Linked DNA regions of Homo sapiens: all the other regions are linked to region 2. A link is a loop called in an ENCODE intact Hi-C map of the cell type or tissue named here. Cell type or tissue: B cell. All regions are shown on one strand. Links, peaks and the distances in the headings refer to the core of each region. The heading gives the core; the rest is flanking DNA. Region 1 overlaps OAS2 (2'-5'-oligoadenylate synthetase 2). Region 2 overlaps DTX1 (deltex E3 ubiquitin ligase 1). Region 3 overlaps DRC10 (dynein regulatory complex subunit 10).

What was found. Peaks named below come from ENCODE experiments on the same cell type or tissue, not always from the same donor. Only the 100,000 strongest peaks of a DNase experiment are listed, where the experiment ranks them.
Region 1: a loop joins it to region 2, with 6 times the contacts of the local background. A loop is called at or near these places in 1 of 110 quality-filtered maps.
Region 3: a loop joins it to region 2, with 11 times the contacts of the local background. A loop is called at or near these places in 1 of 110 quality-filtered maps.

What each region holds. Positions count from the first base shown.
Region 1 is chr12:112,992,877-113,003,352 of GRCh38, reverse strand. It overlaps OAS2 (2'-5'-oligoadenylate synthetase 2), which reads right to left. Exons shown (of 10, transcript NM_002535.3): 3 at 7,879-8,057; 4 at 5,598-5,833; 5 at 4,943-5,087; 6 at 251-421. Among named protein-coding and RNA genes, the nearest start is that of OAS2, 20 kb to the right of the region's middle. RefSeq lists an enhancer at 6,556-6,725. In B cell, for the core only: no CTCF peak of the experiment used is centred there; a DNase peak (open chromatin) is centred at 4,112; H3K27ac peaks cover 1,586 bases.
Region 2 is chr12:113,071,118-113,081,593 of GRCh38, reverse strand. It overlaps DTX1 (deltex E3 ubiquitin ligase 1), which reads right to left. Exons shown (of 10, transcript NM_004416.3): 3 at 3,489-4,170. Among named protein-coding and RNA genes, the nearest start is that of DTX1, 20 kb to the right of the region's middle. In B cell, for the core only: no CTCF peak of the experiment used is centred there; DNase peaks (open chromatin) are centred at 3,933, 6,093 and 7,880; H3K4me3 peaks cover 1,698 bases; H3K27ac peaks cover 4,944 bases.
Region 3 is chr12:113,203,958-113,214,433 of GRCh38, reverse strand. DRC10 (dynein regulatory complex subunit 10) reads left to right here. Exons shown (of 5, transcript NM_001330452.2): 2 at 6,175-6,996. The coding sequence starts at 6,268. Among named protein-coding and RNA genes, the nearest start is that of DRC10, 12 kb to the left of the region's middle. RefSeq lists enhancers at 5,426-5,585, 5,736-6,045, 6,256-6,385, 9,735-9,804. In B cell, for the core only: no CTCF peak of the experiment used is centred there; a DNase peak (open chromatin) is centred at 5,943; H3K4me3 peaks cover 1,605 bases; H3K27ac peaks cover 3,298 bases.

The DNA.
Region 1 (10,476 bases), core at 1,985-6,984, 77 kb after region 2:
AGAGCCCCAAGGACGGCCAACAGCTCCAAGAAAAACAATACAGAATCAAAGTTGTGTTGTTAATGACCTAGGCAGTCTATCCACAACCCCCCTGAAAACTAGTGTCCTAGTTCCCTTAACTCCTGGCTTCCCTTCCTCAAGTTTCTGAAGGTAGATGGATCCTGGAGAGCTACAATGCCCACTTACCTCCCTTCCAGGAATGCCCAATATTACATCATTCCAACAAGACATGAGAAAGGCCAGTGCTCACCCGGACAATCTGGATCTTGGCTGTTGATTGTCGGAAGCAGTTTTCTTTAAGGAATGTACGGATGATGTTAACAGCACTGTCAATCTGCTCTAGGAAGCATTTGTTGGGCTGGAGAAACTCCTTGATGAACTTATCCAGAAGGTGGCCTGGGGTCGTGAAGAGTGGTGCAGGCTGGGGAAGGAAGGAAGACCCCAAGTGTGAGTGGCACCTGTAAGCCCACCCAAGGCTTCTTTTCCTGCCTGTACTGGGCCCCCTACCCTGCCTCTCCCAACTGCCCTCCTGCTCGTGGGCTGGCATCTTTTCCGTCTTTTGTCATTGCACAAATACATCCCAAGAACACACCTGAGAGTTTGGAGTGGCACACAAGACCCCCCACAGACACAAAAACTGTCCTAGTTGCCCCTCCTTCCCCCTAGGAGAGATCTGGATCCTTGTCCAGACAGATCTGTCGTGTTCCTAACTCCAAACTCCTTTTCCATGCCCAGTTGGAGCATCACTTCCTAATGACCTGTGGCTTTTTGCTTTACCTACACCTCTGGTCCTTCCCTGTCTTCCCATTTGCTGTAGGTATTGGAGATTGCTGATGACCACATCCATTCCTTTCTTAAGGTTGTATCAGCCTGCGTTAAACACGCCATGTGCGGGTGTGTTGGTTTCCAAAGGCTGCCATAACAAGTGACCACAACTAGGTGGCTTAAAACAACAGAAGTTTATTCTCTCCCAGTTCTGGAGGCCAACAGTTCAAAGTCCAGGTTTTGGCACAGCTGTGCTCCCTCTGAAGCACACGTGGTTAAGTCTCTAGAGATGGGAGGATTATTCTGCATTACCTGGTTTGGCCTGATGTTATCACAGGGGTCTTTTTCCTCTTAATTTTAATTTTTAATTGAATTAATTAATACATTTTTCTCCACTTTTACTTTAGGTTCAAGGAGGTACATGTGTGGGGTTTTACATGGGTAAATTGCATGTCGCTGAGGCTTGGTGTATGAATGATCCCATCACCTAGGTAGTGAGCATAGAACCCAACAGGTAGCCTTCCAACCCATGATTCTAACCCATGTTTTTTCAGAAATAGTGTCTCGCTCTGTCACCCAAGCTGGGGGGCAGTGGTGCCATTATAGCTCACTGCAGTCTCCAATTCCTGGGCTCAAGGGATCCTCCAGCCTCAGTCTCCTGAGTAGCTGGGACTACAGGTTTGTGCCACCACGCCTAGCTTTTTTTTTTTTTTTTTTTTTTTTTGTAGAGATGGGAGTCTCACTAGGTTCCCCAGGCTGGTCTCAAACTCTTGGTCTTAAGCAATCCTCCCACCTCAGCCTCTCAAAGTGCTGTAATTACAGGCGTGAGCCACTGTGCTTATAAGGACAAGGGTACTTATAAGATGGAGGCAGGAGGGTTAGAGTTGGAGTGTGGTGGTGTTGGAGTTAGAGTTAGGTGGTGTGATGTTGGAAGTAGAGAGAGAGGCTGGAAGATGCTATGCTATTGGCTTTGAAGATGGAGGAAGGGGCCATGAGCCAAGAAATTTGGACAACCTCAAGGAGCTTGAAAAGGTGAGGAAGCATATATATGTATATATATATATGTGTATATATATATGTGTATAGATGTGTATATATATGTGTATATATGTGTATATATGTATATATGTGTATATATGTATATATGTGTATATATATGTGCATATATGTGTATATATGTATATATGTGTATATATATGTGTATATGTGTGTGTGTATATATATGTATATATATATTTTTTGGTTGGTGCAAAAGTAATTTTGAGACAGGGTCTTGTTCTGTCACCCAGGCTGAATGCAGTGGCACAATCATGGCTCACTGCAACCTTGATCTCCCTTGCTCAAGTGATCGTCCTGCCTCAGCCTCCCAACTAGCTGGGACTACAGCTAATTTATTTATTTATTTTTGTAGAGACGGGGTATTGTTATGTTGCTCAGGCTGGTCTCAAACTCCTGTTCTCAAGTGATCCTCCCGCCTCAGCCTCCCAAAGTGTTGGGATTACAGGTGTGAGCCACTGTGCCTGGCTCAAATTCATGTGTTTTAAGCCACTAAGTTTAGGGCATTTTTTTAAAACAGCAGTAAGAGGCAAGTAATTACTGTTCTATACAAATATTGTACTTTTGCTGGCAACACAGACAAGATGGGCTAGCTCACCTGGAGGTGGGGAAGGGCACTCAGCTTGAAAGTTGAAGGCCAACCTTGGTTGTTCTCAGATGTTGTAAGTTGGCCTTATAGTTGCTGAGGACGGTGCCTATTGAAGGAATATTCATTGCCAACACTGCCCCTTCCACAGGGCAGAATATTTGTGGTGTGTGAGTGCATATGTGTGCGTGGTATGAGTGCATGTGTGTGCATGTGTGTGAGTGCATGTGTGTGCATGGTGTGCATGCATGTGTGTGCATGAGTGCATGTGTGCATGTGTGTGAGTGCATGTGTGTGCATGGTGTGAGTACGTGTGTGCATGTGTGTGAGTGCATGTATGCATGTGTGTATGCATGTATGTGTGTGCGTGTGTGCGTGTGTGCATGGTGTGAGTACATGTGTGTGCATGTGTGAGTGTGTGTGTGCATGTTTGTGTATGCATGTACGTGTGTGTGTGTGTGTGTATGTGTGCATGAGCCCCCAATGTTTGGACCGCCTTATGCAGTGGTTCCTGGGCCTAAATTTTCTTCAACAACTGCAGAGACAGGGATGGTCTCACAGTTCTCAAAATAGAAGTTGATGGGATAGCAGAACAAAAACAGCCACAGTGAGTATCAAAAGATGGTTTAGGAGATGTTTGGAACTAAATGCCACATGTGCTTCTGGGTTGGAAAAGAATGTCCTATAAAGGCCCTTCTTGGAATGACTGTCGAAATCATCCCAATGGGCTGTATTGGGACAATAATATATGACTCCTAGTCTCCTGAATTTGATCATGGCATGGAGGTTATTGAAGAGAATATTCTTGTTCTCAGAGATCCCTATGAAAGCATTTAAGGGTAAAGAGATGTCTGGCAGTCTACTCTCAAAGGGCTCAGTATAAACAACAACTATAACAATGGGCCAGGTGAGGTGGCTCACGCTTGTAATCCCAGAGCTTTGGGAGGCCAGGTGGGAGGATCACTTGAGCCCAGGAGTTTGAGACCAGCCTGGCCAATGTAGCGAGTTATAGCCCCATCTCTTAAAAAAAGATTAAAAACAACTGTAACAACAACAATAATAACGTGTGCACACACAAACTGTAACATAGCAAATGTTGCACATGGGTACTGCATCTATGTGAGGGGATCATAGGAGTTTACTGAATCATTTTTCTAACTTTTTAAATGTTTCAAAGCTTCAGAATAAGATGTCAGGTCGGGGGGATAATTTTTTGAAAAAATCTGTCTGAAGAAGCCGGGAAAATTGGGGTCAGAGAGCAAAGACCAGGGGTCCAGTGAAAGTAGGGGTTAGGGTGGGCACAGGGGTGACTGCTCAGAGCGTCCTGATCCTTCTGGGTCCAGTTAGGGAAGTTCCCCATTCATAGACTCCCCAACCTCTGTGAAGTTTGCTAAACTCATTTACATCTTCATTTACATGCCAGATTGGTACTCAGTTAGCCTTCAAACTTCTGTGCAAACGGGGTATAGATTCCGCCTCCCATAACTTGAATATAAATTAATCTGTCTGTGAACTGTGGAATTTGATTGGCCTCTTTGGCCTCAATTAATACAGTTGTCTCCAGTGCGGTTCCCAGGAAAGCTGAGAGGGCTCAGTGGTCTAACCTGGGAAGGTTCTTCTTGGATGGCTTTTCTCTAATAAGCACTGAGCATGCAGGGGAGTTTGTGTTGACAGATTTACTTCTCCTTTTGGGGATGGGAGGGGGAAGGCCAGTGCACCTGTTTCACAGCTGGTGCCTTAATTGGTTCTCTTGTTTCGGCCGCACTTCTGACTGTTGCCCCCGGCACCTGCCTGAACGGAGCTCAGAGCCTGTCCTGGCATCCACAGGCCTGACTGCCACCCCCTTCTCTGAGCAATGCTCCGTTTCATGTCTCCACCTGCTCACCAGCTTTCTCTCTTGCAAAAATTAATTGAGATCTCGCATCTTTGGGTACCCCCCTTTCTCTTTGTTCCATTTTGCACTTCACAGTCATTGCCCTGATGGTGTGTGATGGGTTGAACTGTGTCTCCCTAAAAGATGCTGGGGTTCCAACCTACAGTATCGATGAATGTGTGTTACTTGGAAATAGTGTCTTTTCAAATGGGATCTAGTGAAGATTAGGTCATTATGTTGGGCCCTAATTCAGTATGACTGTTGTTCTTAGAAGAAGAGGAGATGATAAGACAGACATGCACAGAGGGAAGGTGATGTGAAGACATGTAGGGAGAAGGGCATGTGACCTCAGGGACAGAGGCTGGAGTGATGCAGCCACAAGCCAAGGACTGCTGGCAACCACCAGAAGCTGCAGGAAGCCTGGAATAATTCTTCCCTAGGGCCTGCAGAGAGCTTGGCTCTGCCAACACCCTGATTTTGAACTTGTAATAGCCAGAATGGTAAGAGAATAAATTTCTGTGGCTTTAAGCCATCTGTGTTGTGGAACTTTGTAACAGCAATACAGGAAACGAATATAGAGTACTCTCAGATAAGACCTAGCCTGGGTGTCAGGAAGACCTTCCTGCAGCATGAAACACCCTGTATTTGGAAAACCCTCTTACCAGAACATTCCAAGATGGTGCAGGTAACTCATTATCCAGGTTGGGAGAAGTCAACCAGGTTTGAGCTTCTTTTTTCAGCCATTGCCAGCATATTTTATCTCCACTCACATTATTGGTTGGGTCAACTGGATCCAAGATTACTGGCCTGTGTATTCCATTAGATTAAAAAAAGTCAGTTGAGCTGCTTGTGGGAGGCAAAATCTGTTTTGGGGAAAGAGGCCTGGAGTGGGAATCCGGCAACTTGAATTTGGATTCCTGCAGCTCCTCCAAGCTGCTGAGGGATTTTGTCTACGACATCAAGCCCCTCTGGCCCTGGGTTTGCTGCTTTACAGAGACATTCTATTAATAAAATAACAAAGTGGTCTCCTCTTCCTGCCCCCCATCCCCTTTCTCTCTTAGCTCCTTCCTTCTATAAGGGGAAGTGTCTCTCCAGTGTTTGTTTAGGGGACAAAATGTGACTATGGTTTGGAATGTGAAAAGCACTGGCTGGACCTCCCCTCTTTCAGACAGACCCATCTGCCTCCCCACCCATGGTGGCTGCCATTCTTCTGGTCCAGCACTGGCTTGATAGGGCAAGGCTGAGATCTCATTCCAAAGAGGTATGCCTGGCATGCGGATGATGAGGTACAGGGATAGGGTGTGAGAAGCTTGGCACCTCGCTGATTGGAGCTGGTGCAGCAGGATGTTCCTGATGGTCTCATCTTCAAAGTTGTAGTTGACCATCCAATAGATACACAGCTTCTCCTGGCATTTGATCAGCTCCAGTACGGTTCTGACGCCTTCAGCAATGTCAAAGTTGTCTTTTCTGCACCCCTGTTCCCAGGCATACACCGTAAGCAGCTCCAGGGCATACGGAGACAGCGAGGGTAAATCCTTGATTTTTTTCTGGCACTGTGGGATAAGGAAAGGGTAGCAGCTCATTGGGGGATCTAGTTCTTACCATGTCAGGGATCTGAAATCAAGAAACCAGAGGTCTACAGGAAGTCATTGTCCTTTGCTAGAATGCCTACAGTTCAGTGGACTGACAATACCAAGTCTTGACAAAGATGTGGAACAACTGGGATGGAGCAGGGACCTCTCTTAGGTGTCTGCAGGCCACCCACTGCTCCCATCCCACAAGCATGAAAATAAAGGAAAATCTGGAGTTCTTTCGAGGGAAATTCCAGGCACCTTACTAGCCTTGAAAAGTCAATGAGCAACTCGATAAGCAAAAATACAGTAGTTCAGGGTCTACAGGAGCAGTGAAAAAAAACCCAATAAAACAAAAACAACAAAAAAGAAGGTAATAGTCACTTAAAACAGTAGCCAAGGAAGTTAGAGTCAAAAGATGTTTTGTTCCCTATAGAAACTAAAGATAACATCTTAGCATATGTCCCTGAGTTGATTTTCAGAAACTCAGGCCCCCACCAAGCAAATCCACTGGCAGGTAGACCTCAGATGAGGGGAAACTGAGGATTGAACCCTGACCTCGTTCTTTGTTCTAAATTTCTTCCTGAGGGTTTTGGAGGAGGTCACACCTACGAGCCAGAGCTAACGTTCCCTTCTGCTGATCTGAAATTTTTAGATAAAGCTTCGCCCATTTCACCCATCACAAATTGGAAAGTCTTTGAATCCTGTGACCAGCGCCACCCATCCTCCTCCTCCCTCCTGCTTGGAGACGTCCCACCTTTTTAGGTCAAACCAATGTACAGCCTCCATGTGTTGATTTATGGCTTTGCCTGTAACCTCTGTCCCCTCACCTTTAAAACCCTTACCTGTAAGCCATCGGGGAGTTCGGCTCTTAAACATGAGCTGCCCAATTCTCCCTGCTTGGCTCCCTGCAATAAATGCTTCACTCTCTCACTGCAATCCCAAAGTCTGTTTGGCTTTGCTGCGCTGGGTGGGCAGATCCCCAGTTGGGTTTGAGAATATGCCTGAAACTCACATCTTGCTGATGGGAGTATAATTTGGTAAGATTTTGGAAATGATTCGGCAAGATTTGCTATGGTTAAACAAAAAAACAAACTACATATATATTTTATATATTTACACGCATATATGTACACAACATTCATATATGTGCACTGGATAGCCCAGCAATTCTACTGCTACATATTTATCCAAGAGAAATGAATGCTTACATTCACAAAAAGACATGTAGGGAAATACCCATAGTAACCTAATTCATAATTGCCCCAATTTGAAAATGACCCAATCATCTATTTGAAAATTGCCCCAATTTGAAAATGACCCAAAGCAGCAGAATGGATAAATGTGTGTTACATTAATACAATTGAATATGGGAAAACAATGAAAAAAAGTGCTACTATGGCTGGGTGCCATGGCTCATGTCTGTAATCCCAACACTTTGGGAGGCTGAGGTGGGCACATAGCTTGAGCCCAGGAGTTCAAGACCAGCCTGGGCAACATGGTGAAACCTCATCTCTACAAAAAATACAAAAATTAGCCAGGTATGGTGGCACACTCCTGTAGTTCCAGCTACTTGGGAGGCTGAGATGGGAGGATTGCTTGAGCCCAGGAGACAGGTTGCAGTGAGCCAAGATCCCACCACTGCACTCCAGCCTGGGCAGCAGAGCAAGACCCTGCAACCATATGAATGAGTCTCTCAGACATCCCGTTGAGCCAAAGAAGGCAGACATGAAGTATGTACCATATAATCCCACTTACATTGTTTGTTTAAAATCAAGCAAAACTAATCTGCGGTGGTAATAGATGTTAGAATAGGGGTTTGTTTGGGAGGATTACTAGGGGGACAATGGGCTTGAGGCACCTTCTGGGGTACACGAAACGTTCCCTATGTTGATTTGGGTGTTGCTGGTAAGATTGTAAAAAATGCGTTGAGCTGTATACCTAAGATTGTTGCACTTTACTGGATGTCAATTATCTCGATAAAAAGGAAATGAATGATAACCATATATAGACAGTTGGAAAATTACCTGTTGATGCCAGTGCTTTATCAAGAGGATCAAATCCTTTAGTTTTCCAGGACGGTTGTCAAAAAACTTCTGCTGGAGTTCAGTGAAGCAGACTGCAAACTCACCAGGACTGGCATTTGTCTTATCCAAGGATCTTTTGAGCTCTCGATAGATCCAGGGGCTGGGATTATCATTTAAGCCTGATGTGAAACAGAAATTGGAACGTTGTTATTTATGTAACCTGGTTTTAGAGAGCCAGGGTTGCTCTACAATGAAGGTCAGTTATAGTTTGATAGCACACGACTCTTGCTTAATCGGTCAGAGGACAGGTACCTTTACATAAAACATAGTAGGGAAGGGTGACTTGGCCCATTAGATAATAAAGTGTAGTCTAAACTGACTGTAATGAAAACAGTATGGTGTTAACCCAAGACAAGATCAGCAGAACCTAATGGAGGGACAAGAGATGGAATTATAAACGAGAAAGGGAATTATCCAAATTAGTAGGGAGCAAGTGGGTTCTTTAAAAAATTGTTTGTGTTGGCATAGTTAGCATACATCTGGAAGAAAGGAAAGTTTATATTTTACATGCAATATATTCTGTCATTGAGTCCATCCTGTGAATATTTTACTTCAGAATGTCAGGGTACAGGGACTTTGAGGAGGCAGGCAAGGTGGCAGCAGGGCCCTGGAGGTCTGGGGACAGGGGCTGGTTTAATCAATGGGTTTCCATTCTTGCTAGCTGAGTTCCACTGTTTATAAACACATTTATTTAGCCAGGCACGGTGGCTCATGCCTGTAATCCCAGCACTTTGGGAGTCTGAGGCAGGCGGATCACCTGAGGCCAGGAGTTTGAGACCAGCCTGGCCAACATGATGAAACCCCGTCTGTACTAAAAATACAAAAATTAGCTGGGCGTGGTGGCAGGTGCCTGTAATCCCAGCTACTCAGGAGGCTAAGGCATGCGAACTCCTTGACCCCGAGAGGTGGATGTTGCACTGGGCCATAATTGCACCACTGCACTCCAGCCTGGGTGACAGAGTGAGACTTTGTCTCAAAATAAAAATAAAAATAAAATAAACACATTTATTGATTGATTACTGTTACTGAAACACCAGGGGTTCAGTCTAGGTCCTGCTGCTCACCACATAGAAAGCCAATGGCGGAAACAAGTGTTGCCAAGAAGAAGGCTTTAATCAGGTGCTGCAGCTGAGGAGATGGGAGATCAGTCTCAAATCCTTCTCCCTGACAGACTAAAGTTAGGGTTCTATATAGCAGGGAAGAAATGTAACTATGTGTGGGAAAACGGGAATTAGGGAGGGGTAAGGAGGTAATCATGAGGAATAAGGGATTTGACATCCCATTGTCTGGATGCAGTGACTGGTGAGTTTCAGTTCTTTGATACTTTTTGAGAGGTCTGAGGTTCCTTTTCTGAGGAAGGAACTTAGATAAAACAAATGTAAGTTTCAAGCTTTAAGATCAGAAGGGTCAATTTCTATGTTCATTAAAAAACAAAACAACCCTCCCCCCCCCACAAAAAAACAACCAAACAAATAGAAACAAAAACAAACAAAAAATGGTCTATAGGACTACTGAGTTTGTTTCATCATTATTCTTACTTTTAGAGACAGAGTCTTCTCTGTCGCTCAGGCTGGACTGCAATGGCACAATCATAGCTCACTGTACCCTCAAATATATTTCAAGGCTCAAGTGATCCTCCTGCCTCAGCCTTCTGAGTACCTGGGACCACAGGCGTGTGCCACCATGTTTGGCTTTTTTTTTGGAGAAAAAAAAAAGCCTGTTGCCCAGGCTGGTCTTGAACTCCTGGCCTCAAGTGATCCTCCCACCTTGGCCTTCCAAAGTGTTGGAATTACAGACGTGAGCCAGCTCCCTGGCCCATAAACACATTTAGATAAGAAACCAGGAGAAAGCAGCTAGCTTGTTCCTTTCATACACCCCAGTGGATATTTACTGACTCCCTAGGCATGGTTCTGGGCACTTGGCATGCAGGGAGGTTGACGGAAAGAGCATTCTATCTTCCCCCATAATGATAATAAATAGCTAACGTTTATGGTGTGTTTACTCTAAGCCTTTTATGTACAGTGAAACATACAAGCCTCACAAAACTCTTAGCTGGCAAGTGCAATTGCAATTACTAATTTACAGATGAGGATAATGGAAATACCAGCCAGTCAAGTAAATAGGTACTTCTTGCTTTGGGTCAAAGGCCCTAGGGGGAGAGTTGTAGTGGCACACAGTGGTGGAAAGAGATGCAGAATTGGAGACAGCCAGCCTGGACCTGGTGTAAAAATAGGCCAGATTAGTTAGGCTAATATTTAGTTTAAAAAACAAAACAAAACGAAAAGCAAGTTACCAATTCCCCTGTAGGTTGCTTTTCTCAGAAAGTGACCCTGTGTTTCCTTGCAGAAAAAGGAGCTTATAATAATTTGGAATGTGCAGCTTTACCACCATCTAGTGGCAGCTTCTGGGTAGCACATGTGGGGAAGAGTTTATTTCTCATTCTCACACCATCCTTGCATGATGGGGTGAACCCAGTAGAGGGCGCTCTGGCCAGGTCTCCCAGCATGGCACTTGGAACAGGAAGAGAGGACTTTCCTA
Region 2 (10,476 bases), core at 3,673-8,672:
CACATCACCCTGTCCCACTACCTCCCCAGCACTTCTGTCTCACTCCAGAGATCGTCTTCATTTACTCTTTGCTTGCTGTAGGTCTGTCTCCCCATCTGTCTGTGTGCCCCGGGAGGACACAGGCCTTGTTTGTCTTGTTCAGCTCTGTGAATACACACCCACAGCACATATTTGGAGAATTAACACTAGGCCATGAAAGCTGAGTAATTTTCAGCCTCCTCTAGAACAGTAGCTTTCAAATCTCTCTCTTTTTTTAATTTTTTTGGAGACGGAGTCTCACTCTGTTACCCAGGCTGGAGTGCAGTGGCGTGATCTCGGCTCACTGCAACCTCCACCTCCCGGGTTCACGCAATCCTCCCAGTAGCTGGGATTACAGGTGTGTACCACCATGCTCAGCTAATTTTTGTATTTTTAGTAGAGATGGGGTTTCACCATGTTGGCCATGCTGGTCTCGAACTCCTGGCCTCAAGTGATCCACCTACTTTGGCCTCCCAAAGTGAGCCACTACGCCCGCCTCAAATATTTCATCAGTGACTAAGAAATTCATTTCACCTCGCAACCTATTAAACATATGCAGAAATGATGCAAAACATTCATGGAGCAATTTTTTTTTTTTTTTGAGACAGTGTCTTGCTCTGTCTCTCAGGCTGCAGTGCAGTGGTGTGATCACAGGTCACTGCAGCCTTGACCTACTGGGCTCAAGTGATCCTCTTGCCTCAGCCTTCCGAGTAACTGGGACTACAAGCACACCACCCTGCCTGGCTAATTTTTTGTTATTGTTGTAGAGATGGTGTCTTGCTATGTTTCCCAGGCTAGTCTTGAACTCCTGGACTCAAGTGATCTACCCACCTTGGTCTCCCAAAGTGCTGGGATTACAGGCATGAGGCACTGTTCCCAGGCTACATGTAACAATTCTTATTTTTACTATGTATTACACATGCCAATCTATTCTAGTTCTATTCTGTTTTCCATTCCGTTCCATTCCATTCCATTCCATTCCATTCTGTTCCAAGAAAATTCTGGCTACAACCTTCTGATTTCTTTTTTTTCTTTTAACCTTCTGATTTCCAGTCTTCTTGTGGGTTACAATAAATTTACCCAGAGAGAAGGTTCTCAAATTCTTACTGCAGAGGTCCCTGGAATTTTTCTGGTTCTGTCCCCTCCCACACTCCCCCTAGCCTGTCATTCTAGGACCCACTCTTCTTGTCATTCTGGGACCTCCAGCCCCTCTTTTTGTAAGGCAGCCAGAGCCCAGCTGCTGTCTATAAGGGGCCATAACTGATACTTCAGCCCCCTGAGATCTCCCTGAGATCTCAGTGACTCTATCCTGCAGCTTTGGACAAGGCTTCCCCAAGGGGTCTTCTTTGACCCCCTCAAGTCTGCTCTCTGTTGGCACTGGGCCTGCCCTAGGCTGAGGTCACATGGGACACACCTCTGTTTGTCCCCATGACCCTCTCCTCCGAGAGGAATGACCAGGCAGGCAGGTGGTAGTGGCTGTGATGCATCCCTGGAAAATTACAGCTTCCCCGCCCTCCATGCCAACCCTCCTCCTGGAGAGCAAAAGTAGTCCTAACGGCCATGGCTGAACTACTGCCAGTGTAGATGCTGTGTTCAGGTACACAGCGTTTTCACATGGTGGGAAGATCTGCTCCCATTTGACAGATGACAAAACTGAGGCTCAAGGAAGGAGAGGGACTCGTCCCAGGTCTCCCAGCTCAGAAGTGGTCAAGAAGGGGGCCGGGCATGGTGGCTCATGCCTGTAATCCCAGCACTTTGGGAGGCCAAGGCTGGCAGATCACAAGAGGTCAGGAGTTCAAGACAAGCCTGGGAAACATGGTGAAATCCCATCTCCACTAACACACACACACACACACACACACACACACACACACACACACAGTAGCCGGGAATGGTGGCATGCACCTGTAGTCCCAGCTACTCAGAAGACTGAGGCAGAAGAATCACTTGAACCCTGGAGGCAGAAGTTGCAGTCAGTGGAGATTGTGCCACTGCACTCCAGCCTGGGCAACAGAGTGAAACTGTATCTCAAAAAAAAAAAAAAAAAAAAAAAAAAAAAAGAGAAGTGGCCAAGAGGGGATTCGAACCCAGGAAGTCAGACTCCCAAAGGGACAAAAGGTGAATAGGGCCACCTAGTTCAGGGTCCTGGCCTTTCCTTTTCCCAGGCCTTGTTTGCCCATAATAAAAGGGGTGAGCTGGATGCAGTGACCCCAAAGGTCGCATCCAGATCTGAGCTTTGGTGATCTCGGACCATCATTATCAATTCCCCCGGCCATGCCATAGTGATTGAAGCACAGTTGGTTTTGGGTGCCCTCTCTTCCTCTTGGGGACCACAGTCCAAACCCCCCTGGTCTTTTCTCTTCTGGTCTGTCCCAAGTTCAAGGTCTTTGATCTTTCCTCTCATTGCCACCCCTCAGGGCTTGGTTCTTTGCTCAGATGACTGAATCTGGAGTCCAGGGTAGGCACCCAACAGCAGCTCACTGGGTCCCTATCCTGGGGCCTGGGACACCTTAACCCAAGAATTTGCAAACTTGATACAAGCTGGGTGCCCATCCTTAATAAAATCATGCTGAGAAAGCCAGTTCATAAAAGTGTTTCCAAAAAGGGCTGCTCTGGTTAAAACAAGAGCAGAGAGACAGACTCTCGTTTGCCTGGCTTTCTATTACCCCACCCCCCACGATTCCAGGTCACCCCGGGAGTCCCTGGAGCCCAGTGTGCAAACCATAGTATTAACCCAGAGTAATTGTGGTATTTCAGGTGCAGCCTATGGGGAAATACTTTGGACAAGCAGCTGATGCTTGCTCGAGCCACCATGTGAGGTGGGCATGGACTGGGACAAGGACAGATGGACTCTGAAGCCCTCTAAAAATCCTAAGACAACACAGCACAGACTTTGGAATTGGGCAGGTCTGGACTCCAATGTCTACCCTTCCCCGGTGACCCTGAGAAGGCACCATAGCTTTCCCAGCCTTGGCTTCCCCATCTGTAATATGCACATGGTAGAACTGTTTGGTGGAATAAATGAGAAGGCACCATAGCTCTCCTAGCCTCGGTTTCCCCATCTATAATATGCACATGGTAGAACTGTTTGGCAGAATAAACGAGGTGATACATATAACGGGTTTAGCAAATAATAAACATGGAACACGCACCATTGCTGATGTTGCTATTATGGCCCCATCACTTGTGAACTGTCTGATCTTGGGGGAGTTAGTTCTTCATCTGTGAACTGGAGGTGATGATGGTACCTACCTCATAGGGTCCTTATGCATGGAGATAGATGTGTGGGAACATGTAAAGGTGCTTAGTTGATGCTTGGCACAAAATGAACATTTAGTGCATGCTGGATATTACTTATCGTCATTATTATTATTGTAATCTTTGCTCCTGCCCTAGTGGCCAACCACCCCCGGGCTTCGTCCTTGCCTGCGGACGACGCAGAGGCCCCCTCCCCCTGGGCCCCGTCTTACCCCGGCGGGATGGAGGCGCGCGCGCTCACGCTGGTGGTGCGCTGGGGCCCGGGCCGGTTGAGGTTGTTCTGCCCCGGGGTGCGCGCTCCGCCGGGGGCGCCCGGGCTCCGTGGGGGCGCCCCGGGAGGCGGCGCGGGCTCGGCGGGGCCGGCGGCGGGCGCTGCCCAGAGCGCGGCGCCTGTGAAGGTGGCGCTGGGGCGCACGGCAAGCGCGCCTGGAGGCCCTCCAGGTGGCGGCGGCGGCGGCAGCGGGGGCGCGGGGGGCGCCTTGCGGCGCTGCGAGGCCAGGATGGCGTTGGAGGCGGCGCGCGTGCTGTTGACCAGCAGGCACTGCTGGCAGGAGCAGGGCTGGCCCGAGCTGGCGCCCACGGGCCACGACTGCGACTTAGGGATGGAGCCCACGGTGAGCGGGTAGGCGAGGTCCAGGCGGCGGCGCAGGCGGCGGCGCCGGCGCGTCTGGCGGTTCATCTGCGACATGCTGTTGAAGTAGATGAGGTAGCAGAAGCCTAGCGATGAGAGGTCGAGCCACGGGTGCTGCTTCTCGTAGGCGTTCTGGATGGTGATGCAGATGTCCATATCGTAGGCCGTCCATGCGCCGCCGTCGTTCTCCCACTCCCACACGATGCCCTTGCCCGGCGCCGACGACGGGTCGTAGAAGTTGCGCCGCACGGGCCGCATGGTGCCTGTACTCGAAATGGGGAGGAGGCGTCAGCACAGCGGGCGTTGGTCTGCGCGGCTGGAAGGGCGGGCCACAGCCAGGCAAGGGTGGGCGGGAGGTTGGGGGGTCAGCACAGGCCTCCAGGGGGTCCACCCAGACTTGGGGAGAGGGTCAACACATGCACGGAGAGGAAGGAGGTCAAGGCCCAGGCATGAGGTTCAGCACAGGCTGGAGGGTCAGGACAGGCGGCAGCCAGGGTGAGGGGGGCCGGGGCTAAAGGTTCAGCGCATAGCACTGGGGCGAGAGGTGGGCAGGGGCGCGTGGTCAGTAGATTGGGCGTAGGGGCGGGAGAGCCACCAAACAGGGTGGGGGTGCCAAGATAGCCTGGGGTAGGAAACCAGCAAGGTGTGGAGGGCTCCCCCACCCTCCACCTCTCCAGGGCCAAGACAGACACTGAAGTGGGGGTTATCACAGGCCCTGGATGGTGCGGGGGAGGGCAAAGGGGGCCTGGGGGTTCTTCAGACCAGAGTCAGATAAAGTGGGGCAGGCATAGACAGAGACCAAGGCCATGCACATAGGCCCCATGCAGTCCTCTTCTTCATTATAGTTTGCTCACTCATTCAATGATTCATTCATCAATCTGTTCATGCCTTAGTTCATTAATTTAAGCACTATTTCATTTAGTCATTCAACAATTCTTGCATTAGTTCATTCACTTATCCATGCCCTAGTTCACATATTCATATATTCCTTCATTCAATGATTCATTCATTCATTGATTCTTTCCTTAGGTCATTCATTCGTGCCTGCAGTCATCCATTATGTTATTTTATTTTATTTATTTATTTAGAGACAGGGGTCTCCCTATGTTGCCCAGGCTAAGTCTCAAACTCTTCGGCTCAAGCAATCCAACCGCCTTGGCCTCCCAAAGTGCTGAGATGACAGGTGTGAGCCACCATGACCGGCCCCACTTTTTTTTTTTTTTTTTTTCCAGGCAGAGTATTGCTCTGTCGCCCAGGCTGGAATACAGTGGCACAATCTAGGCTCAATGCAATCTCCGCCTCCAGGTTCAAGCGATTCTCCTGCCTCAGCCTCCTGAGTAGCTGGGACTACAGGCATGCACCACCTTGCTGGGCTAATTTTTGTATTTTTAGTAGAGATGGGGTTTTGCCATGTTGGCCAGGCTGGTCTCGAACTCCTGACCTCAGGTGATCCACCCACCTCAGCCTCCCAAAGTGCTGGGATTACAGGTGTGAGCCACCGCCCCTGGGCCCCTTATGCTTTTTTTAAATTGATACCTTTATGTATTCTCCATCTTCAGCCCACTCCCGTATTCAGGCATTCAGACATTCCTTCATTTACCATCATCCTATTTAAAAATGTGCACCCCCCACGTACTTTCCCCTCTCTCCTTCCCCGCTCCATTTTCTCCCTCAGATATACTTCACATTCTACCCATTTATCTTGGTTTCTGTCTGTCCCCCCCTCGCTAGAATGTAATAGCCACAAGGTCAGGGATTTTGTTTTATTTACTGCTATATCCCCAGCACCTGCACACAGCAGGTGCTCGAGCGATATTTGTTGAATGAATGAATAAATTCATTAGGTCACAAATGGATTCTTTTTTTTTTAATTCATTCACACTTTGTGCTCATCCCTGCATTCGTCCATTCCTTCATTTGCTTATTTGTTACTTTCATTCATCTGTTTGTTTCATTTGTTACTTCCTTCAACAAACAACTGCTGACTGCCAGGTGGGCCCCCTTTCATAAAGGAGGGCACTGAGGCTTTACTCCAAACCACAGCTTCATGTTTGCCAAAGCTCTGCGTGCTCCCCTGACAGCAAGGCTCCACGGGAAACTCTGGGCTAACCAGAGATAACCCAAGGTCCAGGCCGCAGGACTTCTCAGAGCCTTTAGCCTGCTCTGTGTCTTGGGGCTGATGAAGTGAGTCTTTTGCTGGGTTCATTTGGCACACCTGCAGAAAGGCTGCACACTTGACTTCCCCTCAACTGCGGGAAAGTCCCTTAAGCCTCCTCAGGCCTTAGTGGCCCCATCTCAAAAAGAGGGGTGATCATCCATGACCCAGCCCTTCCCTCTCACACAGTATTTGGGGGAGGAGTGAGTGAGAACAGCTGCAGAGGGTCTGGGTGGGACCCCAGGGCTGGGAGGCAGACAGCCCTCACTTCAAGTCCTGACTTTCTGACTTTCCAGCTCTGTGACTGTGCGTAGGCAACTCAGCATCTCTGGGCCCCAGTTTTCTCATGTTGAAAATGGGCATAAGCAGACATGCAATAGAAGACTGCTGCGTTTGCCAGCTGTAGCAACAGTTGCTTGTGGGGTTGCTGAGAGGATCAATTGAGATAAATACCGTGTCTACTCTGATGATTCCAAAATCTGCCATCTTTGGCCCCGTCTTCTCCCCTGGGAGCCAGGTTCATGACCCTTCCCTGGAGAGGTTTAACAGGCACCTTGAACTCAGCTCTGCTCTCCCCTGCCCCAAACCTGCTCCTCCTGAAGTCTTCACATAGCAATTCCTGGCAGCTCCTGCGCTTCCGGATGCTCTTCCTTGGACCCCCAAATCTTGGTCTCATCCTTGACTTCTACCTCATATCCCACCTCCAATCTGTCAGTAAATCCAGTCATCTCCACCTTCAAACACATCCACATCTGACCACTGCTCCCCACTGCACTCACACCACCCAGTCCCCGCCATGTTATCTCTCCTGCCTGGACCATTGCAGTAGACTCATGACTGGCCTCTGTAATCCATTTCCCATACCGCAGCCAGAGGGATCCTGCTCAATGCAAGTCAGATCACATCTTTCCTCTGCTCAAAATCCTTCCTGGCTTCCGCTCACTTGGAGTAAAAGCCAAAGTCCTTGCCATGACCTACAACGAAATCACACATTGTGGGGCCCTGTCCTCCTCTGGCATTGTCTACCTCCCCCTTATCACTCACTCCATTCCAGCCACCCTGGCCTCCTTGCTGTTCCTCAAATACACCAGGCACTGTCCAGCCTCAGGGCCTTCTCACTGGCTGTTCCCTCTGCCTGGAATATGACCTCACCATTCCCAGATGTTCTCATCATTTCCTCCCTTCTTTCTTACAGGTGTGTGTTCAAACATCTAAAAGTGCAGCCCTCCTATTGCTGTCCTCTGAGCTTGCTTTATTTTCCTCCCTGGCACTTGGCATTACCTGACTGACTATATATATATATGAGAGAGAGTCTTTCTCTGTCACCCAGCCTGGAGTGCAGTGGCGTGATCTCGGCTCACTGCAACCTCTGCCTCCCAGGTTCAAACGATTCTCCTGCCTCAGACTCCCAAGTAGCTGGCATTACAGGTATGTGTCACCCAGCTGATTTTTTTTGTATTTTTCGTAGAGACGGGATTTCACCATGTTGGCCAGGCTGGTCTCGAACTCCTGACCTCAGGTGATCCACCTGCCTCAGCCTCCCAAAGTGCTGGGATTACAGGTGTGAGCCACTGCGCCAGGCTGTGACATGATGTATTAATCTGCATGCATTCTTTATGCTGCGTATCCTCACTCTAGGCTGTCAGCTGCAAAGTCAGGGATCTTGTCTGCTTTGCTCACTGCTGTACTCCCAGCACCTGGCACAGTACCTGCACACAGTAGGACCTCAAAACCTGGAAGGCATTTCCATTGTTAATTGGCATCTTCCTCGGGTGCCTGGCCCAGGGATCTGCAACCAGATAGGGGAACTCAGACTGTTCCACACTGGTGTGTCCCTACTCAGGGCTGAAAGAGCTTGTCCTCTGCCCTCTCCTCTGTTAGAATCACAAGGGCTACAGACTAGCCTTGTGCCCTGCCAACTGGACAGGCCCCAATAGCTGGAGAAATCGAGGCACGGAGCTATGGCTATTGATATGAAAGGGGCGGGGTTGAAGAGGTGGAGAGGTTGGACTGGCAGCCCAGCCCCAGGAAATAAGGTCCCTGGGCACCTACCATGTTCCAGCCAATCAGACAAAAACTTCCCCTGCATCTCTGGGGCAGCCTCACTCTGATGCCTGATTTATCATTTTAATTGAGTGTGTGCAGATTGATTTCTTCCCTGGTGATGGGGCTTCCTCCACAGTAGGCCCGGGAGGAGGTGAGTTAGAGAGAAAACCCTGGATCCTGCTCCCACCTGCTCTTGTGTGCTGGTCTTCCCCTCTCAGGGCCTCAGTTTCCCCACCTGCAAAATGAGGGGTTGTGATGACTGATCTTCAAGGCTGATGTGCCTGAAGTACCACCATTCAGCTCCTGGTGAGGTGAAGGCAGTGTATTACCTGAAAAATGTGCAGGATAGGAAGGGAAGCAATGGGAACCCGCCTTATTTAACTTCCCCTGTGTGCCAAATCCTGAGCTCGGCAGGGGAGGGGCCGGGATAGGAGGTGCAGAGTGAAGTGATTCAAGCAACTCAGAAGTCTCTCGGGTCGAGCCAGGTGCAGTGGCTCATGCCTGTAATCCCAACACTTTGGGAAGCTGAGGCGGGTGGATCATCTGAGGTCAGGAATTCGGGACCAGCCTGGCCCACATGGTGAAACCCCCGATCTCTACTAAAAAATACAAACATTAGCCAGGCGTGGTGGTACGTGCCTGTAATCCCAGTTACTCAGGAGGCTAAGGCATGAGAATCGCTTGAACCCAGGAGGCAGAGGTTGCAGTGAGCTGAGATCACACCATTGCACTCCAGCCTGGGCGACAAAGCAAGACTCTGTCTCAAAAAAAAAAAAAAAAAAAAAAAAAGAAAATCTCTCAGGTCTTGTGCAAATCCTGGCTGGTACCACACATAGCCTCAGTGCCCTTATCTATAAAATGGGGGTATTAATATCTACCCCAAAGAATTACTGGGGAAACAAAATGAGATAACGTATAGGCAAAGGTGCTTAGCAGAACACTTAGCATTTAGTAAGCACTCAATGAATACAGCTACAATGGCTGATATTACATATGTTACCCACATTCATCCTCCCCCAGCCCTTGTTCACTTGGCAAACTCCTATTCATCCAGCAAAGCCCTCCATGTGCTCATCTCCTCCAACATGGGCTTCTCTGTTCTGTTGCTATAGTTGGCAAACGCAGCAGTCTTTTATTGCATGTCTGTCCTCACACTGTCATTATTTGTTTTTGTTCTTAGTCATCCTCATTGGTAGATCACTTTTGGGAGGACAAAGACTACTAGGTCAGATATGCAACTATGTTTGGAGCACCAGGCACAAAGCCTGGTGCAAAGAAGACATCTGCAAGCGAGACGGGCAACCTACTTGGCACTTGGAGGAGTGGGAAAGAGGAAAATCTGGGCTTGATGGAGAGGGAGTGGAGATTGGAGAGCAAGCAGCCCCCAGGGTGGAGGCCAAGCTTCGAGGGGTCCCTGGGGAGGACCCTCAGGCCAGGAGGAGGATTCTCAACATCAGCGTTGGCCAGCTCTGCAGCAAAGGACTCTGGGAGCCCGTCAGGGCCAGCTAGCCCAGGCCTCCCTCTCTCCAGGGCTCTATTTACCAGGTATCGATTTTCCTGCCTGTTTACTGGTAGTTATTAAAGGCTGTGTCCCTGGAGTCCTTTTGAAACAAGATTGGAACCTGGAGAGCAGGAGTAATTAGGGCAGCTGCTGTCCTCCCCGCTGGGCCCTGCACCCCGCAGCGCCCGCCGCTGCCCGCCTGCCCATCCGTCCGCCTCTCCGGCCCAGGCTGGCCATGGACCAGGCCGAGGGGGTGGGCAGCTGGTTCCTTGGTGACCTGCCTGGACTTCGATCTCAAGATTTCTAAGGGAGCAGTGGTGGAAATGCTCCTTCTCCTCCGCAGTGGCCATGGCCTAGATTTTCAGCCAGAACAATGGGTCTAAGAAGGGGCTGGAGTTTCTTCAGCCTGGGAAAGAGGCTGGGCCTCAGGCTGGTGGCCCAGAGCAGACCACACCCCACTCTGGCCTTCAGGGCACCCTGCTGTGCTGGCCACAGGGTCTGCGTCCCCCAGGCAGTTAGGGGCCTGTGACAAACATGGGCTCCGTGCCTCTGCCTCGGCCTGTTTTTGTGTCTCTGCCTTTGTTGTCTTCCCCTTCTCTCTCCTCCCTAGTTGCTTAAAAATGTTTGGCAGAAAAATTCCAGGCTTCTTCCAGCTGAACTGGAGAAAGGGGCTTTGGTCAGTGTCAGCTGGAGGACTGCACAAGCTGGGCCCCTGAGACCGGGTGTGGGGGCGGCCACAGCCACAGCTGCCAGTGACTGCTTCATGCCTGGGGCAGAGACAGGGTGACAGCAGGATGGAGAGAGACAGAGAGAGACATACATGATCAAAGAGACTGTCAGAGACAGGCCAAGGCCAACATGGGAAAC
Region 3 (10,476 bases), core at 3,589-8,588, 130 kb before region 2:
CCCTGGTTCAAGTGATTCTCCTGCCTCAGCCTCCCAAGTAGTTGGGATTACAGGCATGTTTCACCACACCCGGCTAATTTTTGTATTTTTAGTAGAGATGTTTCGCCATATTGCCCAGGCTGGTCTCAAACTCCTGACCTCAGGTGATCCACCTGCCTCGGCCTCCCACAGTGCTGGAATTACAGGTGTGAGCCACTGAGCCCAACCGCAACAGTGATTTCTTTATTGAGCACCTACTGTATAGTAGTTGGTTGGGATAGCAGGTTTCATCATGAATCTGTTGCTTCTTTCTAGCCCCTCACTTTCCCCCTCCCTAGACTTGAAAGCCTCAGATAAAACATACAGAGTTCGGAAGAAAGCTAGAGGTTTGGAGGGTAGTGAGATCTTTCTGAGGCTAAAAAGAAAATTCCTCTTGAGCCCAGGAGTTCAAGACCAGCCTGGGCAACATAGCAAGACCTTGGTTTTTTTGTTTTTTGTTTTTGTTTTTTTTGAGACAGAGTCTCACTGTGTCACCCAGGCTGGAGTGCAGTGCTGCAATCTCGGCTCACTGCAACCTCCACCTCCCAGGTTCAAGCAATTCTCCCGCCTCAGCCTCCACAGGTGCCCACCACCATGCCCAGCTAATTTTTGTATTTTTAGTAGGGACAGGGTTTCACCATGTTGGCCAGGTTGGTCTCAAACTCCTGACCTCAAGTGATCAACCTGCCTTAGCCTCCCAAAGTGGTGGCATTACAGGCGTGGGCCACTGCGCCCGGCCAGAAGTCAATCTTAAAATCAAGAGACTGGACAGAATAGTGCTGATGGGGTGCAGGCCCTGTCACTTCCTAGCTGTAAACTAACTAGAATCATCTAACCTCTCTCTCTGTCTCCCTTTCTTCATCTGTGAAATAGAGGTAATAATAGCACCTACCTCATAGGGTTGTTGCAAGGATTAAAGGAATTAATTCGTATATAGCATTCAGAACAGTGTCTGCTACACAGTAAGTTCTCAAGAACTTACTTAGCTAATGTTAAAATGGTATTCCTTAAAATGAGATCCGGATGAGGATGGAAAAACTACCTATCAGGTACTATGCTTATTACCTGGGTGATGAAATAATCTGTACACCAAACCCCCATGACATGAAATTTACCTATATAACAAACCTGCACATGTAACCCGAACCTAAATTAAGAGTGAATTTAAAAAGAGAGAGAGAAATCCATTTCCCACACTCCAGTTGTTTTGGTTTTTTTTTTTTTTTTTTTTTTTTTTTTAGCACCCTCTGACTTTTCCACTTGCCAGTTTGGATTTGTAGGGTAGTTGTTAAGTGTTGGGTTTTTTCCTTCTCTCCAGGGGGAAAAAATATATAATTTAGTTCAAATCTTTTTTTTCCTCAAAATATTCTAAGAGCAAAATTAATAAAATATCCAACAAGCCTGTTTGAATGAAGACGAGGTATAATTTGCATGATAAAGATATATTTCCATTTATAAAGTTCATCAGCAGAATTAATGACAAATAAAGGGAATATCCAATTAAAGTTTCCCATCCATTAACAATTTGCTTCACTCTCAGGGCAGGAATTTTAAACGGAGATGCTTAAGTTGGAAATGATTTAAATATTAAGGTTGGTGGCATTAAAAAGGACATGAAATGATCATATTAGGATTCAAGGAAAAGAGATTCTCCAGTCATTTTTGTCGTCAGAGTCAGATGCATTTCCCCTCAATCCTAGTTCCACGGGCTTTATCTTGTTCACCCAAATGAGCTGTCAAGAAATGATGGGTGTCATCATAATCAAAGAAAACAAGTTTGCCCTTTAAAGCAAAAGAGGTAATTTGGCTGAAAGCAAATTGGAAACATTTCATGTAACGTTGCGTTTCCAGCCGCACTCTCTGAAGAATTCAGGCATTTTGATTTATGCCTGAGAGCTTTGGGGTACAATGGAGAGGACTGCATTCATTAACTACCTTGTTCACATTCATCCTGTAGCCATGGGCAAAGATCCTTCATCCTCAGAGAGCCTGAGAAATCTCCATGGCTGTCCCTAAAACTTTTTTTTCACTTACAAGATAGGATCTAGGCTGGGCATGGTGGCTCACGCCTGTAATCCCACCACTTTGGGAGGCCAAGGTGGGCAGATCACCTGAGGTCAGGAGTTTGAGACCAGACTGGCCAACATGATGAAACCCTGTCTCTATTAAAAATACAAAATTAGGCTAGCGTGGTGGTGCACGCCTGTAATCCCAGCTACTTGGGAGGCTGAGACAGGAGACTGCTTGTACCTGGGAGGCAGAGGTTGCAGTGAGCCCAAATCACACCATTGCACTCCAGCCTGGGTGACAACAGCAAAACTCCAGCTTAAAAAAAAAAAAAAAAAAGAGGAGAGATAGGATCTCGCTCTGTCACCCAGGCTGGAGTGCAGTGGTGCGATCATGGCTCACTGTAGCCTCAACCTCCCTGGCTCAAGCAATCCTCCTGCCTCAGCTCCCCAAATAGCGGGGACTACAGGCACCTGCCACCATGACAGGCTAATTTTTTTTTTAACTTTTTGTAGAGGTCTCATTTTGTTGCCCATGCTGATCTTGAACTCCTGGGCTCAAGGAATCTTCCCTCCTTGGCCTCCCAAAGTGCTTGGATTGCAGCTGTGAGCCACCATGCCCAGCCTCCTAAAACTTTGTCTTCAGGAAAAGCCTCAAAGGATCTCATGAGATTCATTAGGGAGCAGGAAGTGTGTGTGAATCAAAGTGATTGAAGATAATTCCCAATCCTCTGCTCCCAAAGGGGCTTCTGGTTTGTTTTTTGTTTTTTTGTTTTTTTAAGAGACAAGATCTCACTCTGTTGCTCAGGCTGGAATGCAGTGGCCTGATCATAGCTCACTGCATCCTCAAACTCCTGGGCTCAACAAATCCTCCTGCCTCAGCCTCCCAAAGTGTTGGGATTACGGGCGTGAACCATGATACCTGGCCTGATATTGAATACATTCTGCCTTGCCAAGGAACTAAACATCCTTAGCACCTGATCTGGCCTGCCTTTCTTTTTCGTTCTTAGTCACTTTGGGTGTTTCTTTGATTCCCTGCCATTCTCTTGGTGTGTTCTTTGGTTTGGTGAGTTGAAGTTATCTTTTGTGGCTTCAAGTGTCACTTCCTTCTCCTGGGCAACATAGCAAGACCCTATATCTACAAAAATAAAAATACAATAATTAGCTGGGAATGGTGGCACGTGCCTGTAGTATCAGCTACTCGGGAGCATGAGGCAGGAGGACTGTTTGAGCCCAGGAAGTCGAGGTTGCAGTGAGCCATGATCGTGCCACTGCACTCCCTGGATAATGGGAAGGCCAAGACACCATTGTCCACTGCAGTATGGCAGCTAGAGCTCAATGAGTTTAAAAGTGAGCTCATTGTCCTCCCCTCCAAATGTCCTCTCCTCTCCCAATTTCTGCCATAGTTTCTTAAGGGCCCCATCTTTCTCTACCAGTCACCCAAACTCAAAACTCTTTCACTCAAGTCCTAATGATTCTTTCTTCAAAACATTTCTCACATCTACAGACAATATGAAAATAAAAGTGGCACAGGTAACCTGTAAGTAGTAACTTACAGCTTTCATTGGTGCTTACTTCTTAGGAGAGGGGGAAAGACAGACAATAAACAAATAAACAGGTGCATATAGGGATGTCAGATGGTGATACTTAACCTGGAGAACGAACAGGATAAGGGGGAAGAGATGAAGAAGAATCAGGGTGAGGGATGGGGATGTTATGGGGGGTGTCCATCTGAGACATGGTGTTGGGGGGTGAGCAGACATCCTGGGCAGTAGGTGTTCTTTTTTTTTTTTTTTTCTTTTTTTCTTTTTTAAGAGATGGGGACTTGCTATGTTGCCTGGGCTGGTCTTGAACTCCTGGGCTCAAGCGATCCTCCCACTTCAACCTCCCAAAGTGCTAGGATTACAGGCGTGAGCCCCTGTGCTTGGCCAAGGCAGTAGGTGTTCGTTCAGCAATTGCATCAGAAATCATTAAAGTCCTGGACTTGGGATTTTCGTTTTCCTGGGTTAGTGCTATTAGTTATTTATTGAACATTTTTTACAGCGTGCAGGCTTCTCATTCATCCTGAGGACTCTTGTTTTACAGCTGAGGAAGCCCAAGCTCTGGAGGATTAAATGACCAGCCCAGAGACCCCCAGCAAGGATTTGAACCCAAGTGGGGCTGTGCAAAGCTAGTACTTTTAGCCATTGTACTATGAAAGCAATATAAATTACTGATCTCTGATTGCCCTATAGATTTTTCTGAAACAGTTATTTATTTGTCTATCTATCTTTTGAAACAGAGTCTCATTCTGTTGCCCAGGCCGGAGTACAGTGATGCAAACTTGGCTTACTGCAACCTCCGCCTCCTAGGTTCAAGAGATTCTCATGCCTCAGCCTCCTGAGTAACTGGGGTTAACCTGAGTAACAGGTGCGTACCACCATGCCTGGCATTCTCTCGTATTTTTATTAGAGACGGGGTTTCGCCATGTTGGCCAGGCTTGTCTTGAACTCCTGACCTCAGATGATCCACCTCCCTCGGCCTCCCACAGTGCTGTGATTACAGGTGTGAGCTACCATGCCTGGCCTGAAATAGTCTTTTAACTAAACTTTTTACTTTGTAATAATTGTAGATTTATAGAAAAGTTGCAAAGATAGTACAGAGAGTTCCCGTATGCCCTCCATTCTGCTCCCCCTAATGTTAACATCTTAGATAACCTTGATGTGTTTGTCAAAACCACAAAATTAGGCCCGGCACGGTGGCTCCTGTCTGTATTCCCAGCACTGGGAGGCTAAGGTGGGAGGATTGCTTGAGCCTAGGAGTTCAAGATCAGTCTGGGCAACATAGTGGAGCTCATCTCTATAAAAAGTTAAAAAATTAGCTAGGCATCGAGCACCTATAGTCCTAGCTACTTGAGAGGCTGAGACAGGAGGATCACTTGAGCCCAGTAGGTCGAGGCTGGAGTGAGCCATGGTCACACTATTGCACTCCAGCCAGGGTAACAGAGCGCCTACAAAATTAATGTTGGTACAATGCTATTAACTAAACTTTAGACTAGATTTGGATTTGGATTTGGATTTCTCCAGTTCCACTAATGTCCTTTTTCCACTCCAGAACCCAATCCAGAATACAACATTACATTTAGTGAAACAGTTTTTTAAATTGTATTTCAAAGTTATATTTCACCCACCAATTTTTAAAATCAGTACTTAAAAATGGCCAGGCGTGGTGGCTCAGGCCTGTAATCCCAGCACTTTGGGAGGCAAAGGCAGGTGGATTGAGAACAGCCTGGCAAACATGGCAAAACCCTGTCTCTACTAAAAATACAAAGATTAGCCAGGCGTGGTGGTGTGCACCTGTAGTCCCAGCTGCTCAGGAGGCTGAGGCAGGAGAATCACTTGAACCCAGGAGGCAGAGGTTGCAGTGAGCCGAGATCATGGCACTGCACTGCAGCCTGGGCGACAGAGCAAGACTCTGTCTCAAAACAAATAAACAAACAAACCAAAAAACTTTAAAATCAGTGAAAATGTGCCATTCCTAGTCCTGTTAGTCTTACACTGCATTCTGCCCTGTCCCTGTCCTGCTCAGACATAGGCTGAGGCCTGTGGTTCCGTCGCCCAGGCTGCTTGTCAGTTGGTTTCCTGCTGGTTTTGGCCAAGGGCAGTAGAAAGAAACCAGGGTATTTCTCCTCCCCCACCGCCACCCTTCTTTAATCTGCATTTCCGGCAATGTCTCTAGCTCCTCTGGGAACTGATGGCTGTGGTTCAAACTTCCCCTGGGTGACCCTGGGCCCCAGGCTCACCATCTCTTCATGTGGTGGCTTCCTGCCATTGACAATTGCGGGATGGCTTTGTCTTCCCCTGGTTGGCCTCTCAACTCTCCCATCACTGATGTAACCAGTCTCTGGTTTTAAATCCTTAGAATGCTGTCTGTATGCCTGGCTGGTCCCCGCCTGACACATGTGCCTGAGATGCCTCCACACTTGGTCTTCCTGCCCTTGTGGCCCTAACACCCTCACAAAGCTGAAAACTGCTTCCAGTGAAAGGTTCTGTGTAAAAGCGACAGAGGACCTAAGATGAACTCTTGATGTCAACAGTTGTGGTTTCTGCAGCCACACTAACCACACAGATGTCAGCACAGCTGCACTCACACCTACTTCTTCATTTTGCAGGATGGCCAGAGACAATAAAAGCACGAGACCCAAGTAGTCTACCGAAGTCTCCATCTCTGTGGACCTACAGAGGCACAGAGGGCTGCTCACAAGATGGCTTTAGACATTCTCGCCATGGCCCCTTTGTATCAGGCCCCTGCCATCAACAGAATAGGGCCAAAGACAGACCCATCTAAAAGGCCAGCTGATCCACTAAAACCCTTGGTTCTCTCTAGGACCAAACTCACCACCATTGAGGCCAAAAGGATCATGTCCATCCTGGATGAGGCGATCTACAAGGTGGAGCTGGTGACCTTGCTGTCGTATGTGGCATCCAACAGAGAGGATATGGAGGGGATGCTGGGGGAGGACGTCATGAGGGCAGTGAGAGAGCATGAGGATCTCTGCCAGGTCCTCCTTGAAAACGTCAGGTGCCTGAAAGAGAAAGAAAGGCAATTGCAGGAGCAGAAAGAGGCTGAGGAGGAAGGGTGGCTCAGAGACCGCCTCCTTTCCATAGAGCTGCAGAAATCCAGCCTCTCACCACTTATGCAGCAGATCAAAGACTCCACCAAGAACGTCCTTAGACTCTTGCTCAGCAACCCCCAGGCTGCTAGGCTCCTGCAGATGCAGACACAGGGTAGAAGTGCAGAAGCCCAGAATTTTATTGACAGCCTGATAGAGCTCCGTGGTTTCCTGTTTGAAAAACTACTCACTAGTCCCATGGAAGCGAGGGATAAGGCCCAGTTCTTACAGGATATCAGTAGACAGAATAGTAATAACCAACAAATCATTGATACTCTTGAAAAGGAATTGGCGGAGAGAATGAAGAACAGGAATGCAGAGGTATTGTTTCATAGTATTGCTGAAATTACTGAAGAAGCCACACAAATCTTTTGTTGGTTGGGTTTTTCCTCAATGATTGATTTTTTTTTTAAGATGGAGTCTCGCTCTGTTGTCCAGACTAGAGTGCAGTGGTGTAATCTCGACTCACTGCAACCTCTGCCTCCCAGGTTCAAGCGATTCTCCCACCACAGCCTCCCAAGTAGTTGGGATTACAGGCGTATGCCACCACGCCCGGCTAATTTTTGTATTTTTAGTAGAGACAGGTTTTCGCCATGTTGGCCAGGCTGGTCTAGAACTCCTGACCTCAAGTGATCCTCCTGCTTTGGCCTCCCAAAGTGCTGGCCACTGCGCCTGGCCAATTGATTGACTGATTTTTTTGAGACAGGGTCTCACTCTGTTGCCCAGGCTAGAGTGCAGTGGCATGATCACAGCACACTGCAGCCTCCATCTCTCAGGCTTAAGCAATCCTCCCATCTCACCCTCCCAAGTAGCTGAGACTACAGGTGTGTGTCACCATGCCTGGCTAATTTTTTGATTGTTTGTAAAGATGGGCTCTTGCTACGTTGCCCAGGTTGGTCTCGAACTTCTGGGTTCAAGAGATCCTTCCGCCTTGGCCTCCCAAAGTGCTGGGGTTACAGGCATGAGCCACTATGCCCGGCCTCCCCAGTGATTTTTTTTTTTTTAAGATGGAGTCTTGCTGTGTCACCCAGGCTAAAGTGCAGTGGCAACATCTTGATTCACTGCAACCTCCGCCTCCTGTGTTGGGAATGGGTGCTCGGTGTCGCCAAAATCAACACTGAGACAAAGGATCTCTCAGCAAGGCTAGTTTACTCTCTGCAGAAAGGGTGCTGCTTGCTAGCAGTCTTGCCACAAGAGCACACATGAACAAAAGAGACGGGGTCATTTATAACCTGACGCATCCACCCTACTGCTGTGTCCAGTTTCCATTGGCTGGAACAGGACCTCACATTCTGTACTCAACCCGATTGGCTAGCAATTTAGAACTTCCCAAAAGAGGCAAAGGCAGAGGGAAACAAAGGAAGAGAGCAAGTAACTCCTGGAATGCTGAGAGAGGCAAAAACACCTCCAAATAAGGAAGAGGAATAGGCTATGACCTAATGCTTGCTTGGACCGGTTCAGGTATGCCAAGGCAAATATCTAAGCTAAAATGTGGGAGCTAAGAACAGAGTATATTGATTTCTTTTTTTTTTTTTTTTTTGAGGCGGAGTCTTGCTCTGTCACCCAGGCTGGAGTGCAGTGGTGTGATATCAGCTCACTGCAAGCTCCGCCTCCAGGGTCACACCATTCTCCTGCCTCAGCCTCCCGAGTAGCTGGGACTACAGGTGCCCACCACCATACCCAGCTAATTTTTTTTTTGTATTTTTAGTAGAGATGGGGTTTCACCGTGTTAGCCAGGATAGTCTCGATCTCCTGACCTCGTGATCCGCCCACCTCTGCCCCCCAAAGTGCTGGGATTACAGGCGTGAGTCACCACGCCCGGCCTATTGATTTCTTTTTTTTTTTTTTTTTTTTTTGAGACGGAGTCTCGCTCTGTCGCCCAGGCCGGAAGCCGGACTGCGGACTGCAGTGGCGCAATCTCGGCTCACTGCAAGCTCCGCTTCCCGGGTTCACGCCATTCTCCTGCCTCAGCCTCCCGAGTAGCTGGGACTACAGGCGCCCGCCACCGCGCCCGGCTAATTTTTTGTATTTTTAGTAGAGACGGGGTTTCACCTTGTTAGCCAGGATGGTCTCGATCTCCTGACCTCATGATCCACCCGCCTCGGCCTCCCAAAGTGCTGGGATTACTGGCATGAGCCACCGCGCCCGGCCTGATTTCTTTATTACAGCTAGCAGAATTGAAGAATATTAACACAGGTCTTCGAGTAAATTTTGGTTCTAAGAGAGGTTACTACCTATTCTGAATTAGACTGGGAGGAAAGTCCCTTTGAAGAGGAACCTCTATTTCATTTTCTACATCCTGGGTTCAAGCAATTCTTCTGGCTCAGCCTCCCGAGTCTCTGGGACTACAGGTGCCCGCCACAATGCCCAGCTAATTTTTTTATTTTTAGTAGAGATGGGGTTTCACCGTGTTGGCCAGGCTGGTCTTGAACTCCTGACCCTAAGTGATCTGCCCGCCTTGGCCTCCCAAAGTGCTGGGATTATAGGCGTGAGCCACTGCGCCTGGCCTAAGTAGCTTTTTTTTTTTAAAAAAAAATTCATTTACTCCACAAATTATTGTAAGTACTTACTAGGTGCCAGGTCTTATAAATAAGCCCATGTGGTTCCAGCCTCATGGAGTTCACAGTAAGGAAGGTAGGAATTAAAGAATTCATTTAATTACAGTTTTGAGAAGTACAATGTACTTCTCAAAGGGAGTGTTACAGGAGAACTTAACACCAAAAGGTCAGGGACATTGAAGCCAAGATATGAAGAATGCGAGGGCGTGAACCAGGCAAGTGCAGTGAGGAAGAACCTTCCAAGCTAGGGATCAGCGAACTATTTTTTTTTTTTTGAGACAGTCTTACTCTATGCCCAAGCTGGAGTATAATGGCATGATCTCAGCTTACTGCAGCCTTCACCTCCCAGGTTCAAGTGATTCTTGTGCCTCAGCCTCCTGAGTAGCTGGGATTACAGGCATGTGCCACCACGCCTGGCTAATTTTTGTATCTTTTAGTAGAGACAGAGTTTTGCCATTTTGGCCAGGCTGTTCTTGAATTCCTGGTCTCAAGTGATCCTCCCACCTCCCACCTCAGCCTCCCAAAGTGCTGGAATTACATGTGTGAGCCACCGCACCTGGCCCCAACTTTTTCTACAAAGGGCCAGATAGTAAAAACATTAGGCTTTGTGGGCCAGATGGTCTGTTGCAATTACTCAACTCAGCTTTGCTGTTATAGGGGAAAAGCAGCCACAAACAATATGTAAATGAATGGGCTGTGTTCCAACAAAACTTTACTTACAAATACAAGTGGCTGGCTGGATTCGGCCTGTGGGCCATAGTTTGCCAACCCCTGTTCCAGGTGGAGGGTAGAGTGCACCTCAGTAATGAGACAAGAATAAGCCTGGCTAGTTCAGAAACCCAGAGAATGCCAGTGAGCTAGAGGGAAGGGACAAAGATGGGCTGGGAAAGCAGGGGAAGGAGACAGATCACACAGGGCCTTTGAGGCCTAATCAAGGAATTTGGTTTCTAGAAGTTTTTAGTTTTAGAGACAAGATCTTGCTCTGTCACCCAGGCTTGAGTGCATTGGCACGTTCATAGCTCACTGCGGCCTTGACCTCCTGGGCGATTCTCCTGCCTTAGCCTTTTGAGTAGCTGAAACTACAGGCATGCGCCACCACTCTTGGCTAATTTTTTACATTTTTGTAGAGACAGGGTCTCGCTATGTTGCCCAGGCTGGTTTCGAACTCCTGGGCTCAAGCAATCTCCCTGCCTCAGCCTCCCAAGTAGCTGTGACTACAGGCACATGCCACCATGCCTGCCTA